Linked DNA regions of Homo sapiens: region 1 is linked to region 2. A link is an interaction called in ENCODE POLR2A ChIA-PET data of the cell type or tissue named here. Cell type or tissue: GM12878. All regions are shown on one strand. Links, peaks and the distances in the headings refer to the core of each region. The heading gives the core; the rest is flanking DNA.

Region 1 (4,388 bases), core at 148-4,147, 76 kb before region 2:
GTCTCTACTAAAAATACAAAAATTAACTGTGTGTGGTGGTGGGCGCCTGTAATTCCAGCTACTCAGGAGGCTGAGGCATGAGAATCGCTTGAACCTGGGAGGCGGAGGTTGCAGTGAACCAAGATCAAGCCACTGCACTCCATCCTGGGAGACAGAGTAAGACTCGGTATTAAAAAAAAAAAAAAAAAAGAACAAAAACACAGAACCAAAAGCGAAATGGTAGTTAGTGTTGTCATTACTGAGAATACCTAGAGCACAGAGGTCAGTACAGGTTCGCAACCCTGGCTGCACTTTCAAGTGCCCTAGGGAGCTCTGACAAGATTCTGAGGTCCAGGGTGGGGTCGATATCCTCATATGGCTACAGTCACAAAAACTGCCTTTTCACCATACATTCCACTCCCTTTCCCAGCGCAAATCAATGCCCATGCGTCCTTCCGACTGGCTCAAATTCACCACTTCCAGGAGGCCCTCCGCAAGTCTCCTTCAATAGCCAAATGTGAATCAGAATTCACATGGAATATGCTGCCCAATGCTAACCTTTTCATTATGCCTCAGGGGCTACATGATGAACTATTAATAGCTTACAGCATTAGGCCACCAGAAGTATGTGGAGGTGTCTGGATATTTGCACAGAAACAGCCTGCCACTTTGAGTTCTCCTGCTTGCTTTCTGGAGTTTTCCGTCTATTCTTACCTTCAGCAATTATAGGTTGCTTTCTCAGTACAGGCTCCTCAAATAGCTCCAGCCTCCCCTCTAATCTGGACTGAGAAGGCAGATAAACTGGTCTAAACTGTGTGTAGACCAAGATTAAACAGGCCTGGGGGGACTCCTGTGGGGCAAATCTCAAGCTTAGAATTCTGGTCCCCACTCTCCCCAACCATGGCCCCTCAGTGTACCTCGGTCTGCCCGGCCGTATGAGATGGTTTCCAGGGAGTCTAACATCGGGTGTTTCAGTAAATTCTTCCAGGCCTGGAATTAATGTAGGTTTTCAAATCAAGGTGCAGGCAGGGAAGTCGGGTTACCTGGTCCTGGAGTTTCTGGAACATCAGAGGGTGCGGTTCTTCCAGGATCTTCTCGTTGAGCCGAGACTGCCCCTCCACGTTGACCTGTGATGAGGCCTTGCTGGACAGAAAGGTCATGTAGATCTCCTTTGCCTTTTCCTGCATCTGGAGGAGACAGATGGGGCCTTGTGCTATCTGCACACACAGCCTTCCCGGCCTGAGCCCTGCTCTCCCCTCCAGCCAGGCCCACAGGAGCTGCTGTGGCAAGAGAAAGGCACCCCCCACAGCCCAGGGGCTCTCAGGCCACTCCAGAGAGAATTTCTATATGGGAGAGCCTGCACTGCCAAGCCCCTACCCCCGCCCCTTCATGCGCCTGCAGCCACTTCTCCTGGAACAAAATTGCTGCATTAACCATTCAGAAGTGATGACAGAAAGAATCCTGGCCCGCAGAGAGCACTCAGTACCATTTACAGCCATCCTGTGGCCGGGCACAGTGGCTCATGCCTGTAATCCCAGCACTTTGGGAAGCCGAGGCAGATTGATCACCTGAGGTCAGGAGTTCGAGAGCAGCCTGGCCAACATGGTGAAACCCCATCTCTAGTAAAAAGACAAAAATTAGCCAGGCGTGGTGGTGCAAACCTGTAATCTCAGCTACTCAGGAGGCTGAGGCAGGAGAATTGCTTGAACCCAGGAAAGAGAGGTTGCAGTGAGCTGAGATTGCACCACTGAACTCCAGCCTGGGTGACAGAGTGAGACTGTCTCTCAAAAAAAAAAAAAAAAATCAAGTTAAAGTATGCACACCTACTATCCCTACCAGTTATTAAGCGCCCACTGGGCTGCAGGCACCTGCTTGGAGGGATCCCATTTCCTTAATCCCCTGGACATGCAGCAAAGGGCATTTTCCTGTTAGCCCCACTTTCCCCATGAGGACACAGAGGTCAGGAGAGGTGGCATGGCTTATCTGAGAGCTTCCGGGAGCCTTAGGACTGTTTGGCTCCAAGGCCTCTGAATTCTGCTCAGTTCCACTTCCGCAAGACACATTGGCCCCTCCAGGTTGTGCGGTATGCGGCCTTCCCAGGCAGGGTGCATTTCCTTTTAGCTAACGAGATACTGAGCACAGCAGTGGAGAAAACACTCGCTGCCCGCCCTCAAGTCCCGAGTGCAGTCCTGCTGGGAAGCAGGAGCCGTGAGTAGGTACCGGCTTCCTGTTTCACCCGAAACTAACCGAGGCTGGCTCAGGAGCACTCACTGATGGTAAGGAGATGACTTCACAGTGAGAACTGTGTCTTCAGGACAGGCGCCTCAGGGCGGGGCTGCAGGCGCAGGAGCCCTCTCCTCCAGAACTTCCCCTGAGGGCTCGATTTTCTTTTAGAGAAAGGAGACTTCCTGTGCTCATACCTCGCCAACAGCAAAAGCGGGGCTGTTTCTCTGAACGTTAGAGTCTAAAGCATGACCTTACCCTACAGAGCAAGGCAGACAACAAATGCCTCTAAAATGCAGCCACACAGCTATGACATGTGTGTGGGGGGCCTGGAAAACTGCCTTTCTCTCCAAGAGCCCAACTGGGGCTCCGCATGTGCTGTGGGGCTTGGTTTGGGAAATCCCAAGCTCTGCAAACCTTCTGCCCTTAAGGAAACCACCAGAAGGTTTTGATAGCTGGGGCATGAAAGGAAGGAAGGGTAGCCCTTTTTTAGTTCAGGGCACTGGGGACAAAAGATCCTGAGAAGCCACGGCCTGGCCATGTCCTGTTCTGCGAGAAAGCAAGCCTCACCAGCACTTGCAGGGAGACGGCCCAGGTTGGGTGAACACCGAAAGCCATGCTGTCCACCCTGTCTTCACTGTCAATAGGAGCAATGAATCGATGCCAGACTCAGTGACACAGGAGTCTCTCCAGACAAGCGTGGCTATCTAAGGGACAGGTCTGGGGGCCATCCTCGAGACCCAAGGGGGTGGCACTTAGGAGCTGGCCCTGCTGTCCTCTCCAAGACCCACCAGCTCCATGAAGCCACAGCCTCCCTCCACCACCCCCATTCCGTCAGGAAGCAACCCTTTTGGAAAACCACTTCCTGTTTTAAAGCCACTTCATGAAAGGAGAATTTCGGCCAGGCAGATGAGCAAACTCCATGCAGAGGTCTGGGGGCAGAAATCACTTTAGACCTCCCCTCCTCCCCTTGACATTCACACGCACACACACACGCACACACGTGCACACACGCACACACATACACACATGAATCCAGGATATCTTGAGTGATTCTGAAATAGAGAAGTGCAATGAATGGCTTGAGTCTTTGAGGTGGGGCAGAAGAGGCCGGGGGAGAGGAAGTAGGTTCCAGTGACTGCAGGTATATAAGCTTTGAGGGTCTCAGCCCTGCCCTCTTCCACCGGCTGTCCCTCCTGAGTCTGCGTGAGAACAATGTGGGGTTCAAGGCCCTGGCTGACCAGATGCCCACTGTGAGCAGCTGCAGGGCTCAGCTTATCTCGGCGGAGCTAGGAAGTATGACTGAAAAGGGAAACCCTGAGACGGCGACCACAAGCCAGTCACGGGAAGGCCTGGTGTCTAGGCCGAGAACATGAGCAGAAAAGAAGAAACAGTCTGTGGAGCTATTTTGATAGATTTTTCCAGAGCTTTGTTAACCCTATTCTAGCTACTGTCCGGGTAGGAACAGAGCTGGTGGAGTTGATTCTGTGTCTGTGGCCTGGAAGGATGGCCGACTTCTCTTCCACGGCCCTGACACATGTGGCTGGCCACAGCCTGGACCAGAGAGCCCCTTTCTCCCTGGGGAGACCTGAAGTGTCCAGCATCTGAGGCTGTCCTGGCAGGTGCTGGAGAGGGCCCCACCTTGGCCCATCAACTCGGGGACTGCCCAGGAAGCACCTGCACCCCAGTGAGCACCTTCCAGGCACCCCACAAGGCTGAGGCCCTTCTTCGAGGCCCAGCAGTGGCTCAACTGTGACAATGCTCAGCCAGACGTCAGCTCTCGAACCCGGCTCCCTGCAGGTGCACGATCAGGAGAAGCAAATTCACTTTCCTATCAGCCCCAGAAGTGCACCTCTATGCAGACGAACAGCAAAGTCACCAGGGGCCCAAAGCTCAGAAGAGCGCTGCTTCCCACACTGGCCCCGCCCTCCCCAATCGAACCTTCCCACTGGAAAATAAAAGATCCCCCTTGACCCCACAGCTCTCTACATGGGGGTTAATGGCCTCACCACCCCCAATCCCTCTTTTTTTTTTTCAAGATGGAGTCTCACTGTCGCCCAGGCTGGAGTGCAGTGGCGCGATCTCGGCTCACTGCAAGCTCTGCCTCCCGGGTTCAAGCAATTCTCCTGCTTCAACCTCCCAAGTAGCTGGGATTACAGGAGTCCGCCACCACGCCCGGCTAATTT
Region 2 (4,388 bases), core at 214-4,213:
AGGCGGATCATGAGGTCAGGAGTTTGAGACCAGCCTGACCAACATGGTGAAACCCTGTCTCCACAAAAAATACAAAAATTAGCCGGGCATGGTGGCGCGCACCTATAATCCCAGCTACTCGGGAGGCCGAGGCAGGAGAATCGCTTGAACCTGGGAGGCAGAGGTTGCAGTGAGCCGAGATTGCACCATTGCACTCCAACCTGGGCGACAGAGTGAGACTCCATCTCAAAAAAATAAATAAAAAAGAAAGAGAGAAAGAGAGAGAGACAGAGAGAAAGAGAGAAAGAAAGAAAGAAAGAAAGAAAGAAAGAAAGAAAGAAAGAAAGAAAGAAAGAAAGAAACGAACAAGTGATCTTGAGCTTCTAAACATTATGCTCCTTGCCTAAAGGGCTAGTTAGCTCACTTCTAAGAGAAAAGAAGGATGGATAAAACTGGTTTTCACATATTGAAGCTAGCTAATAACAAAATTAAAATAGAATTATCATTTTAATATAACACATTTTAAATGATTTAAATAGTTTTAAATTTCCATTACTGTTTAAACATCAATTTCTTCAGGAAAAACTGTATTGGAATTAGTTACCTTCTATATCTAATAGTCACAAAAAAAGCCGTCACTGCTTAATAAGATCTTTATTCCACCAGGTGTGGTGGCTCACACCTGTAATCCTAACACTCTGGGAAGCCGAGGCAGGTGGATCACTTGAGGTCAGGAGTTCAAGACCAGCCTGGCCAACATGGTGAAACCCCGTCTCTACTAAAAACACAAAAAATTAGCCAGGCATGGTGGCGGGCACCTGTAATCCCAGCTACTTGGGGGAGGCTGAGGCAGGAGAATCACTTGAACCCGGGAGGTGGAGGTTGCAGTGGGCTGAGATCGCGCCATGGCACTCCAGCCTGGGCAACAAGAGCGAAACTCCATCTGAAAAAAAAAAAAAAATCTTTATTCTAAGTCAACCTATTTCCCGCCAGTTACAGATCTTGAAGAATTTCTAGAGGCATATTTAGATATATTAATTTACATTTCTAGCACTGAAAGCAAAGATGAAAACGTTAATATCTAAGTTTAGAATGTCATGAAATATTTATTTAAAAATCCAGTATTAAGGTTTCCTATTTTTCAAATTATCTCCACTAAAAGTTAAATGTTAAGCAGCAAACTAAATTTCAAAAACTAACATGAAAGGCCTTCCATAACAACACATACAATATCTTAATTTACCAGGATTAAAAGGCCATGATTCACTATATAATTTCACCTAAACTTTACCCAAATTTCAGACTGCCTTTTCTTTTACTGAGTTCTTGTACCCAAATTTCAGATTGCCTCTTCATTTACATTTGCCTTCGTGCATCATAACACTTGAGAGACGTATTGTATAGCTTTTAAAATACTGTACTATTCTATTTTAAGTACTTTTACAGTATCATAAAATAATCTGTCCCAAAGTAAATACTAACAAAAATATTTAAGACAAAGTTCAATGCCTGACCTAGTAAGATCATCTCTTGGTAGTTCATTGAAATGACATCTTTATTCGTTCCAAATTATAGCTTCTACACTTCACTTTCTTTCTGCTCTGGTTATGAAATAGTCAAGCTAAAGATCCAAGTCTTTAAATATATAATTGCTACCTAAAGAACATACACAAAATAACAGAAAAAAGATAAATGGCTCTAATTTTTGTATTGAGAGGTCAATTCAAAGAGTAAACACTTAGGAAATTCCAAAATGATTTTTAACTCAACGAAAAAATTCAGAAGAGGCATACCTTAGAGTCTATTTTGTCTTCTAAGAACAGGAACTGTAGGAACTGAAGCATTAAAAACTGAAAATGACACCTTTATCTCTAATATCAGGGTTAAAATCCAATTTGGGGCTAAAAACTTAGCAGTTTCACAGTAGGCAGAAATTCACATTGCCAAACTACTTCCTGTGTCCGACTGGGCAGAATTTTAAGTTAAGAATATCATGCCTTTCAGAAGACTAATGACACTTTTTCAACACTGAATGTGCTCTCACTCTGAAAAGAGTAGCCCTACCAAGGCTGAAATTATCAGCACTTTCACACAAAAAACTATAGCTAAATTTCCATAATAGTTTTGCTTTTGTTCTTGACAAGTCCTATACAAGAAGAGATTTTGCAATAATATCCTTCAATAGATCTCTAATTAATTGTTCAATTTGTCGGTACAGTATTTCATTTTAGGAAGGAGGCATGATGGAAGATAGCTGCAGGAGGTACAACTAAATTGACCAACTATATATATGAGATATTCTCACACACACACACACACACACACACTCACTCTCTCTCTCTTACTTTAAAGAAACAAAGAATATGATTAAGTTGAATTTGAATGAGGGGCTTGATTATAGCCACAGTATAGCCAAATCCATGGTATAGCCAGTCAATTTTGTAATAGTTTATAGAATTTTCTTCTGCTTTGTTCTTAGATGTTCAGATTATACTCTAAATCATTAGCTTATTTCCAGGAAGAAAGAATAGCCTTAAAGGAAGGGATTGTGTAACATGGTATTACACGAATTCCTAGCAATTTTGGTGCATCCGATAGATGAAGAAAATAAAATAAGCTACAATAAAACACTATTACAATTTAGTGTCATATTGTAGATTCAGATATACCATGGATCAAATCACTGCACTACAAAGATACACACAACCCAAGCCTGAAATGTGTGTCCCACAAGGCAGGTGTCAGACAGTCCAGTTCCAACACCAGTATTACACAGCATGATCTTGTTTGTTTTTTTAGATCACAAGTTACTCAATGCATAATACCCCAAAATAAATGTCAAATGAGAATGAAGAACATCAGAAAACAGACCTTTAAAGCAACTATATGACAAATAGAAATTTAGGCTCAACATCAAAGCAATTCTTGCCACTTTAAATACCATCAAATAAATTAGTAATACTGTAGGTAATGAATATTTAAAGACCTACCTAGGCTCTAAACACCATATTGTTTTCTGAAGATAGAACCATATGTCTTAGCTTGTGTGTGTCTGCAGGAAAAAAACCTCACTAGTAACACACAGGCATCTTAAGGAAACAATTTAAGATAAGCTTTGTTAAGAACACATTCTTTTAAAACATACTGGCCACTTGAAAAACCTAATCCATAGCTCACAATGTAAAATATAAGATCTCCATAAACAAAAAACCCTACTAGATATCAACGTCTAAAATCATGTTCAGTTTTCATCATGTTACTTATATCTAATAGAACCCTTTGAGAATATGTAAAACGTACACTTAGAAAAACTATGCATTATTTGTATTAAACTCTAATAAAAATCCCAATTGTTAAACATTTGCTTTTATCTCAAGATTTTACATTTGAAGGTTTTAAAAAATATATAAAAGTCAACAGACTGCACCACATGTGACAGTAATGTCTGCCTACAATCTTAGTTCAACCAGGACTTTTAAAAAAGAACTTAATACTAATTTAATGAAAGAAGTATAATCACTGTAGAAATTCTGAGTACCTCTTATGTTCCAGGCAGTGAACTAAGTGCTGTGGGGGTAAGACCTAGGAAGATGTAGTAGTCCTTCTCTTAAAAAAAAAAAAAGGCCCTATGGAAAAGGGTGGGAGAAGGAAAAAGGAAGACAGAATAGTAAACACGTACTGACATACAAAACAACAGAGTTAAGATGTTTATTTATTCATATGAACATGTCACAGTTTTAGAGAACTGTAAACATAGACAACTTAACTGTTTCAAAGAAAGAACAAGAGATTAGAGAAGGTAGAGGAAGGAAATAAGTGACAAAGAAGTTAGCTTATTATTCCCCTGGAGAAACTCTGATAGGGATGAAGGCAAGGCAGATGCAAAGATAAATAAAAGACATCAAAAAAGCACATTCTTTAGCACTACAAAACCAGAGATTCCTCTTGGTAAGGAACAGATACAGTAAATGAGACCCCTGCCATGAGTATTTATCAATCATTCAGTGTGTGATGATACTTCAGATTTTTAGATACAATGTAACTTTTATCTTTGTTAAATACATGTTAGCTAGTCTTTAAGCCTAGCTTTCCCAGATGCTTATATCAAAGTACACATTGTAACTCAACACCAAGTCTTGGCTTCAACAGATGTTGAAGGATAAAATTTTTTTTTTAATTGTTTAGACGAACTCTCGCTCTGTCACCAGTCTGGAGTGCAGTGGTGCAATCTCGGCTCACTGCAACCTCTGCCTCCTGGGTTCAAGTGATTCTCCTGCCTCAGCCTCCCAAGTAGCAGGGACTACAGGCGCGCGCCACCACGCCCAGCTAATTTTTGTGTTTTTTGTAGAGACGGAGTTTCACCGTGTTGGCCAGGAAGGTCTCGATCTCTTGACCTCGTGATCCGCCCA

What was found. Peaks named below come from ENCODE experiments on the same cell type or tissue, not always from the same donor. Only the 100,000 strongest peaks of a DNase experiment are listed, where the experiment ranks them.
Region 1: POLR2A ChIA-PET joins it to region 2 with 8 read pairs; 5 of 35 experiments call an interaction of 5 or more read pairs at or near these places.

The regions. Positions count from the first base shown.
Region 1 is chr10:119,514,487-119,518,874 of GRCh38, forward strand. It overlaps RGS10 (regulator of G protein signaling 10), which reads right to left. Exons shown (of 5, transcript NM_001005339.2): 4 at 1,023-1,166. Among named protein-coding and RNA genes, the nearest start is that of RGS10, 26 kb to the right of the region's middle. RefSeq lists a silencer at 965-1,178 and enhancers at 1,944-2,526, 3,316-3,595, 3,946-4,105. In GM12878, for the core only: a CTCF peak has its summit at 2,312; DNase peaks (open chromatin) are centred at 2,265, 3,355 and 3,498; H3K4me3 peaks cover 1,781 bases; H3K27ac peaks cover 2,592 bases.
Region 2 is chr10:119,590,483-119,594,870 of GRCh38, forward strand. All of the region lies in intron 1 of TIAL1 (TIA1 cytotoxic granule associated RNA binding protein like 1), which reads right to left. Among named protein-coding and RNA genes, the nearest start is that of TIAL1, 4.3 kb to the right of the region's middle. In GM12878, for the core only: no CTCF peak of the experiment used is centred there; no DNase peak of the experiment used is centred there; H3K4me3 peaks cover 2,739 bases; H3K27ac peaks cover 209 bases.